Regions from separate parts of the Homo sapiens genome. Here region 2 is linked to region 1. The links are chromatin loops, found by intact Hi-C in ENCODE. Cell type or tissue: K562. All regions are shown on one strand. Links, peaks and the distances in the headings refer to the core of each region. The heading gives the core; the rest is flanking DNA.

What was found. Peaks named below come from ENCODE experiments on the same cell type or tissue, not always from the same donor. Only the 100,000 strongest peaks of a DNase experiment are listed, where the experiment ranks them.
Region 2: it touches region 1 in a loop (13-fold over the local background); 11 of 110 quality-filtered maps call a loop at or near these places.

What each region holds. Positions count from the first base shown.
Region 1 is chr7:45,916,290-45,918,789 of GRCh38, reverse strand. IGFBP3 (insulin like growth factor binding protein 3) reads left to right here. Exons shown (of 5, transcript NM_000598.5): 2 at 1,351-1,577; 3 at 2,123-2,242. Among named protein-coding and RNA genes, the nearest start is that of IGFBP3, 3.7 kb to the left of the region's middle. In K562, for the core only: a CTCF peak has its summit at 1,024 (motif pointing left); a DNase peak (open chromatin) is centred at 1,009.
Region 2 is chr7:47,225,904-47,232,547 of GRCh38, reverse strand. No RefSeq gene overlaps it. Among named protein-coding and RNA genes, the nearest start is that of SNORD151, 240 kb to the left of the region's middle. In K562, for the core only: no CTCF peak of the experiment used is centred there; DNase peaks (open chromatin) are centred at 3,707 and 4,547; H3K4me3 peaks cover 397 bases.

The DNA of each region.
Region 1 (2,500 bases), core at 1-2,500:
GAGGAGAGGGACTTTCCTAAGGCCCTGGTGAGTGACCTGCCAGTAGCCACTTCCAGGGGAGAGCAGAGCATCTGCAGCCAAATCATTGCAGCCCCAGGTAGCTTTCTAGAATAGACTGTGGACCAGATGGGCCACCTGAGCTCCCTGCTAGGGTTACACATTATAGCCCTGTTTGTTGTAGTAGAGAAATTTCATGACTCTCAATTGTGGACTTAAGCCGATGCCTCCAGACCTTGGCATGGTCCACAGGCCCTGGGAGCATGGGCTCTGAATGTAGCCTTTGATCCCCATAGCGGTCTTACAGCCCCTCCAAGTTCATTCTGAAGAAGGAATGGAGTGAGAATCCTGGCTGCAGATCCAGTCTTGAATTTAGTCATATACTTAAAATTCCAATTCAACTGTTAACATTCCAGCATCCATTTTAAGCATCAGACTTTCTTCATTTAGCACTTTTTATTATAAAAGGGAGATCTGCTGGAGGGGGATTTCTCCTACCCCACCCCCACCCAGGGAAGGAAAAGCTCTTTGGCACTTAGAAGTCTGAGCCGTGAGTGGGACTTTGGCATTGTCTGCATCCATGTGCTGCTGTGTTCACCCGGGGTGAAAAGGACTCACTTAGGCAGGCACCAGCAAGATGCACAGGGTCTGTGTAGACCTTGAGTTTTAGAGATGTAACGGGGACCTAGAAAACAAGCCACCAACATGCTTGCATGATTCTGAGCCCCTGAGGCAAAACGCTTTGCAGGTAATAATTCAGTTTTCCCATCTGAGCTGGACACCAAGCTCTTATAAGCGTGTTTACCTGGTAGCATTGAGGACGGTACTGGTCAACCTTGGAATTCCCATAAGGGCTTGTTACAACTCAGACTGCTGCCGCCACTCCAGCGTTTCCGGAGTGGAGAATGTGCATTTCTTCCAAGTCCCCGGGCTGCCGCTGCTCCCGCGGGTGGGAGGACCACACTTGGAGTTGACTGCAAAATTTCTGAGCCGGCGCTGCAGCAGCCTCCCGTGGCTCAGGTCTGCCCCCTGCCGGTGGAAGATGAAGCATACTGCCTTCACCTACTGAGGGGCACTGAAGCGTTTGTCTGCCTTCTTTAGTTGCAGCTACTTAGGAAGAGCACCTGTCAGATTGACTTTCAAACAGATAACTTCTTGAGGTAGAGCAACCACCATGTAGTGAGTAGTATGATGGAATAATACTTCATCGAGGTATTTTAAAAAAAAAAACTCACTTGGATTGCCAACTAATATTGTCATTTACATGTGACCTGGTTGCAACGTTAAGATTTTTAAAAGACTGTGATAGATATTGATGACTCTCATGTGTTTGTCTCTCTTGGGCGTTTTAAGGAAATGCTAGTGAGTCGGAGGAAGACCGCAGCGCCGGCAGTGTGGAGAGCCCGTCCGTCTCCAGCACGCACCGGGTGTCTGATCCCAAGTTCCACCCCCTCCATTCAAAGATAATCATCATCAAGAAAGGGCATGCTAAAGACAGCCAGCGCTACAAAGTTGACTACGAGTCTCAGAGCACAGATACCCAGAACTTCTCCTCCGAGTCCAAGCGGGAGACAGAATATGTGAGAGCTTTTCCTCTTGTTAAAGGAGGAGGGCAAGACCTGCCAAGCCTGGGTACTCAGAGCCTCTTGAGGGCAATTCTTACTCAACAAACCCCAGCGCCTGGCTGATGGGTGGGCAACCCCTAGCCCCTCTGTGCCCTACCTCTCTCCTCTCCTTACATAAAGAATATTGACCCTTTTGGAGAATCTTATGAGGATCAAGCTGAAATAACACTCTTAAAAGCATATGGGATGTCATAAAGACCTCTGCAGATAATGAAAAATATTCTCATAAAGATAGTTTTATTTACTTCATCCTCTATGCTTGTTGACCTGCTATTGGTTCCATACCAGCTTCTGTGCCTTACTCTGGGAAGAGCAAAAAGGAGACAGGGAGTGATGGTTAGCTTATTCGGGGGACTTTCGTGCTACATCAGACATAAGGTATCTGAGGAGCAAATTACAGGTCCCACTTTTGGTAGTTGTGCAGCATCGTAAGATTTTTAAAGCACACATTCTAGAGTAAAAACTGTGACTCTGTTGCTCTGGTCCTTCCTGATCCCCAGGGTCCCTGCCGTAGAGAAATGGAAGACACACTGAATCACCTGAAGTTCCTCAATGTGCTGAGTCCCAGGGGTGTACACATTCCCAACTGTGACAAGAAGGGATTTTATAAGAAAAAGCAGGTGAGTGAGGTCCTCAGTGTGTTTTCTTCCTCTTCTGTTGACACAGAGGAGAAACCCATCTCACCAGCCCCCAGGCTCTTCTGGCCATAGCTCTAACTCTGAGCCTGTGCAGCACCAGTGCCCAGGACTTGGTGCCAGTCTCAGGAGGTCAGACCAAGGGCTGCTTTGACTTGTTGCTCTGAGTGCTGCTATATTGGCCATAATCCTCAACCCTAGTGCCTTTCCACCACCCGCTTCCCACTCCTGTCCTTTCAATGG
Region 2 (6,644 bases), core at 2,279-4,778, 1.3 Mb before region 1:
TTTACCTCTTTGCCTGAGGTGAGGGATGGTGACAGTTCCTAATATAGGTGGCTCCATGGCCTCCTCTCCTTGCTCCTAAATACCACCCTTCCTTTGTCCTGTTCATTCATTCATTATTATGAAATAAGGAATTGCCCTGGAATCGATTACTCTGGAAGCACTGCTTTAGGGGGATGAAGCCCATCCTCCCCCTTTGGCTCCTCCCCAGCCCTTCCTATTAGTTTTCTGTGTGTTCTCTGGCATTTGAGGGTGGTCCAGGCCCTTCCCCAAGTCCTGGGGTGATTTGGAGTTCATCACGTTGTCCACCTGGGTGAACAGTAGGTCTGCAGGCCCCATGTGCCTCCCTGCTTCCTTCCAGCCAAGGCTGAAGGAGGGTTGGTCTGTGATTTCCAGAGGGCTGACCACTCCCTGGCCCTCCATTCAGCTTATGCCTGCCATGCCAGTTCCGGGAGTGGGGAGGCATGAGGATTATGCCACTCCTGTCTCTGCTGATGTTCAAGTCTGTCACCATCCAGCCAGGGTCATACAGATCCTGGCTGGTACTCTTGGAACTATGCCCCTTAACCCATATTTCTTGCATGAGATCCTGCAGGGCTGTTTTCTCTGTGCCTTTGAGATGCTGAAGCTAAGCCTATCTAGATAGGTCTTCCAAACAGGAAGAAGATAGACTGCAGTCAAAGGAGTGACTTCAAATCTGAGTTCTGCAAGTGCATTTTCTAACTCTCAGTTTACTCATCTGCAGAATGGGTTTTGCAGGTGTAGCAATTTGTAGACTGAGATTATTATGTGTAAAGCAACTAACACCATTTTGAATCCAAGCAGACATTGACCAATGCAAGAGATGCTGCTGCTGCTGCTGCCGTGGACATGACTGCAATCTCTTCATGTCTCAGGAGTCTGCCCAGGCCTCATGGCATGGCCTGTTTCTGGCAACCTGCTGAGAGCTGCTGGATTTTCCTTTGTCCATTTGATGTTGCTGATTCTAGACAATACATTCTGTTACTGAGCTAAAATGTACATCTCCATACCTCACTGTTACTGTATGTAGAGACAGAGGTAATAAAGTGACTTTATCTTTTTTTATGGTAATGTCTGTCCTTTAAAATCTGTTCTCCAGGTTAACTGTCTCTAGCTTTTAAACTGCTGTGGCCATAAGACTGCAAATATTCTCCTTATGTGAATCTCTTTCCTCACACATCATTTGACATTGTTCTCATTCCATGGTGCTCCCAAATCAGTTTGATCTGAAGGGAGTGTGGGAGAATGAGCTCCACTCATCACCCTCCCCTGATTTATCCCACACCCGATCATCCCCAGACTTGGTGTTTCCAGGGCCACATAGCAATCTCTGGACATACTGATGGCTCCTGCCTTCTCCCTCCTCCTTGCTCCCTTCTCCCTCCTCCTTGGCTGTACTGGCAGCCTAAGTGGCCTTTAGTTCCTTGTTACCGCTGAGGGCTGCAATGCATGCTGTCATGGGTGTGTGCGAGGGCTTCTGTGTGACCTATAATGAGGAGTGGGATGGCTGGTTGTGCGGCAGATGCATCTGTAAACTCACCAAGTATAGCCCCGCTGTTGTGCAGAGCAGCATGCCACTCCACACTCACACCAGCAGAGCACAGGGACCTGTCTACTCACGTCTTCTCTATACTTTACACAAAGTAGTATGTTGTCATTATTTAAATGTGTGCTTTTGTTATTACTAATGAATCAGGGTCCTCTTCATATACTTGTTAGTTATTCAGGTTGCTTCTCTCAATTGTCAATTTTTATCTTTTGTTCACTTTTCTAATATATTTCTTCTCTCTCTTTTTTGATTTGTAAGAATTATCTGTGCATTTTAGATACTGTATACATCCAGAACCTAGATACTGTTTGCTGTAGGCTTTAAAAATACCCATCTCCCAGGAGACCATTTGATTTTTAACTTTGTTTTTGAAAAGATGTTTTCAACTTTGATGTAGTCGAATACATCAGTAACTACCTTCTGTATTTTTAGGTGGATTCTGAGGTTCTCTATAGTTTTGGTTGGTATTTCTATAGTTTTGGTTGGTATTTTAGTCTTTTAATTTTTAAATTTTTTGTTTCTTTTTCCTTTTTTTAAGAAAATAGAGATCGGGGTCTCGCTATGTTGCCCAGGGTGGTCTCAAACTCCTGGGCCCAAGCGACCCTACTGCCTCGGCCTTCCAAAGTGCTAGGATTACAGGTGTGAGCCACCACACCTGGCCATGGTTGGCATTTTAAATGTGTAGTTTATTTTTTATTCTACTTTCTCAGTTAAAAAAAATTAAAGTGTGGAGAAATGCTATTAATTTTGTATATTGCTCCTATTTCCATAAACCTTGCTAAGTTCTCTTGCTATTTTCAATAGTTTATTGATCCTCTTGTGTTTTCTATGTGCATGATCATATCATCTTCAAATATTGATGTTTTTGACTTTTTCTTTTTACCTTTTTGTTTTTATGATAAAGCTGTTTTCACTTCACTTTCTGTTTTCCCTTCTTCCTATTGGCTGGGAAGTAGGAATATGCAAACCTAGGGATGGAAGTCACATGGTGAAGATTGCAAAGCTCTCCCCTCAAACCTCACCTGATCTGGCCATTCACTGACCTGTGTGGTTTCATCTAAGAGCGTGGAAAATGTAATAAAGTGTGAAACTGTTGGCCAAAGTGGCTGCACCATTTTGCTTTCCCTTCAGCTATGAATTAGAGATACTGTTTTTCTTTCTTTCCCAGGCTAGATGGAGTGCAGTGGTGCAATCTCAGCTCACTTCAACCTCTGCCTCCTGGGTTCAAGTGATTCTCTTGGCTCAGCCTCCCGAGTAGCTGGGATTACAGGCTCCCACCACCATGCCCGGCTAATTTTTGTATTTTTAGTAGCGACGGAGTTTCACCATGTTGGTCAGGCTGGTCTCTAACTCCTGAACTCAGGTGATCCGCCCTCCTCAACCTCCTAAAGTGTTGGGATTACAGGTGTGAGCCACTGCACCCAGCCAAGCTCCTGTTTTGCTATATTCTCTCTAGCATGCAGTGTTGTCAGCCTTTTTTTCCCCATGCTAACAGATGTGCAGTTATATATCATTGTGGTTTTAGTTTTGATTTTCTTAATGTTTACAATCTTTTTATGTGCTTATTTGCCATTTGATATCTTGTCTTTGGTGAAATATCTGTTTAAATCCTTTGCCCTTTTTTTAAAAAGAAAGTTGGGCTGTTTTCTTATTGTAGAGCTTTGAATATTCTTTTTATATTCCAGATATAAGTCCTTTGTCAGATATATGACTTGCAAGTATTTTCTTTCATTCTCTGGCTTATCACTTTTATGTTCTTAACAGTGTCTTTTGAATCATAAAAGGTAAAATTTTGATAAAATCCAACTTAGTAATTTTTCTTTTGTGGGTCTTGCTTTCGGAGTCATATCTGATAACTCTTGGCCTAATCTAAGTTCACACAATATTTTTTTGTGTTTGATTCTAAAGGTTTTACACTTTACGTTTTCCATTTAGGCTTACGATCCATCATGAGTTAAGGAGTTGAGGAGGAGGGAGGCTGATCAGAGGAGGAGGAAGGCAGGACTGGAGGAGGATGGAGGCAGGTTTGGAGGGAGACGGGGTTGGAGGTGGAGGGAAGCAAGGTTGGAGGGAGGCGGGGTTGTAGGTGGAGGTGGGCGGGGCTGGAGGAGGAGAGAGGTGGGGCCGGAGGAGGAGGGAGGCGGGTTTGGAGGTGGAGGGAGGCGGGGTTGGAGGTGGAGGGAAGGGAGGTTGCAGGAGGAGGGAGGCGAGGCTGGAGGAGAAGGGAGGCGAGGCTGCAGGTGGAGACATCTTGGAGCTGGGCAGGGCGGTGAAGGGTTCGGAGCAGGGAAGGATGGTCTGAGGGAACCGTTGCCCAGGCCCCTTTATTGGTCACTCTGGTAGCCATGGTTGGTGAGAGAGGGCAGTGAGCCCCTCAGACATGTCTGTGTTCCAGCCACTGAACAAGTGATTGACAGGAGAAATACACAGGAAGGATTTTTGAAAGTGCTTCTTTGAAAAGGCTTATTGTTATAACTGTTAATTCTAATGAACAATTCTTGTTATTGATCTTATTACAAAGGTACTACAAGCAAACTAAAAGAAAAACTCAGAAAATACAGAAAAGTAAAAAGATCCCTTGTAAATTACTAGTCAGATTATTTATGAATATTGGTGTATATACATTATATATATAATATTTCTTATATATTATGTATTTTTCTCTCTGAATTCAAATATTTTAAGTAATTGTGATAACATATACATAATGTTTACCATGGTAGCCCGTTTTAAGCGTGTGGTTCAATGGTATTAAGGACGTTCCCACTGTTGTGCAGCCATCACCACCATCCAACTCCAGAACTCCTTTGTGACCTGACACAGGGCCGAGGGTACTGCCCTCCATTGCTCTGGATCTCAGGAGACCCAGTTCCAGCTGCAAACAGCCGGCCTCTGGGGCTCTGTGGGTGATGAGTCACTTAGCCCACAGGACCCTGGAAACACCCTCCTCAGCAGTCTCCTGGGAGACAGAGGCTCTCTCAGAGCCTGTGTCCCTGCCGGGAATGAGTGTTTCTCACCAGGAGGCAGGCCAGGGGACAGTTGTGGTTGGGTTATTTATTGCCATGACAGTTGAGCAGCGGCTGTGTATTCTCCAGGAGACATCCCCTGACTAGCGAAGGCCAGGGGCTCCGTGGCCTTGCCAACTTTCTGCCCTTGTTGGTATGGGACTCAGAGTTGCAGTGGGGCAGCAGGGAAGGGCTTCTCAGGATGATGAGGGCAGAGTTCATCTGTTCATCTCTTTTCCAGCTCCCTCCATCTCCCCGTAGGAGAAACAGCAGTGGGGGACCCTCCCCCGCAAGGAAAGAGGAAGCTGGAGGACTGGACTGGTGTGGAGCCAGGGCAATTCTGATCAGAGTATGGTGTCCTCTCTAGAATCGATCCCCCAGCTCAGGTCCTGAGGACATCTGGCAGGATCCTGGGAATGGGAGGGTCATGAGGAGAAACTGAGAATGTGTGTTCACAAACACTTTGCAAGACACAGGGGACCGTGCACCCATGTGTAACCTGGTGTGGAGAAGGAGGGCATTTCCTCTCCCTTCTGCAGGGATCAGGGCATGGGGTGGGGTCCCACAGCACCATCTTGGCACAAGCATGAGCTTTAGTGGATTCCCGTGTCCCATGGAGATGCCCTAGGAGGTGGGAAGGCCCAGCAGGACAGGGCAGCAGTGGCAGGAGGCAGCCCAGCAGCAGCTCTGGACATATCAGGAGGGCTCATTTATGGATTCTATTACAGGGTGTGGGGGAACTACAGTGAATTTCATCCTAAAGTCCTAGCACAAGAGAAGCAGAGAATGGAGGTGGTGCTTGGTGGCTGGCGAATTTGTAAGGAAGAATGCTGAAACACCCTACTGTGTTTCTGTGTGTACTGTGGTGTGGGTGTGCCTGGAGGAGGTGCTGGCTATTCTGTGGTTTCTCCGGGAAGAGTTAGGGACATACAGGTAATGCTGCTGGTATAGCCCTGTTTAATATCCCCAGGTTGGAGGTCTGGGAAACTTATGCTATTCTCCCAGCAAACCGGTGACGTAGGTCTTGCAGTGCCCACTTTGCAGATGGGGAAATGGAATCTAGGGGAAGTGACTTGCCCAGATGTGCATGGCTGGTCAGAGGCAGAGCCAAGGCTTGCCTTCACAGCTGTTCACTCTTGAGTTCACATTGTTCTACTCAGCAGAGCCCGTTTGTGTTTATTATGTGTATTGGCAGGTTCCTGAAAGGAGCGGCCTAATTCTCAGTTAATTGAATATCACAATTTGATTTCTTGGCTAGAGGTGAGGGATGAGCCTTAATAGGGGACACCTGGATATACTAAACACAAACACCTTACTCAGCTCTGTTTTATTGTTTTATGCCACTTGCTAAGTAACATTTTTAAATTTATTTGTTGCTATTATTTACTTTGGGCAGGTTACTTCTTGGGCTGCAGTGGGGGGAAGCCAGAGTCCCGGAGTCAAGTGAATATAGGATTAGGATTTAGTTTTAAATCCAGATCTATAATTTTGAGCATTATTTAAAAACTATCAATCTCAAGCCAGACATAATGGCATGCACCTGTAGTGCCAGCTACTTGGGAGACTGAAGCGGGAGGATGGTTTGAGCCCAGGAGTTCCAGGCTGCAGTGAACTATGATTGTGCCACTGCACTCCAGCTTGGATGACAGAGCAAGACCCCATCTCTTAAAAAACAAAAACAAACAAACAAAAATAACTTAGCGATCTCAGTTTCTTTGCCTATAAAAGGAATATAACTGTGCCTCCCTGGTATTAATTAAATGAGAATAGTTATGAAAAATCAAATCACCTTGCCCTAAAGAAATATTCAACAATGTTTGGATCCCTTCTCCTTTTCTCTACACTACTCTCCTTGAAATATTTTCTAAACTTTGGAATTTCCCTTTTAACTTCCCCTTTCCTCATGAGATCTACTCTATCTAGTTCTCAGGTGGCTGCAGGAAGGCTGGACTTCCTGTCCTGAGGACATGGCCTAGTGGGAGAGGAAGTGGCATAGTGAGGACTCTAACCCAGTCTTGACATGAGAATGACTGGGTTAGAGTCCAAGTTCTGCTATGGCCTGTGGTGTCTTT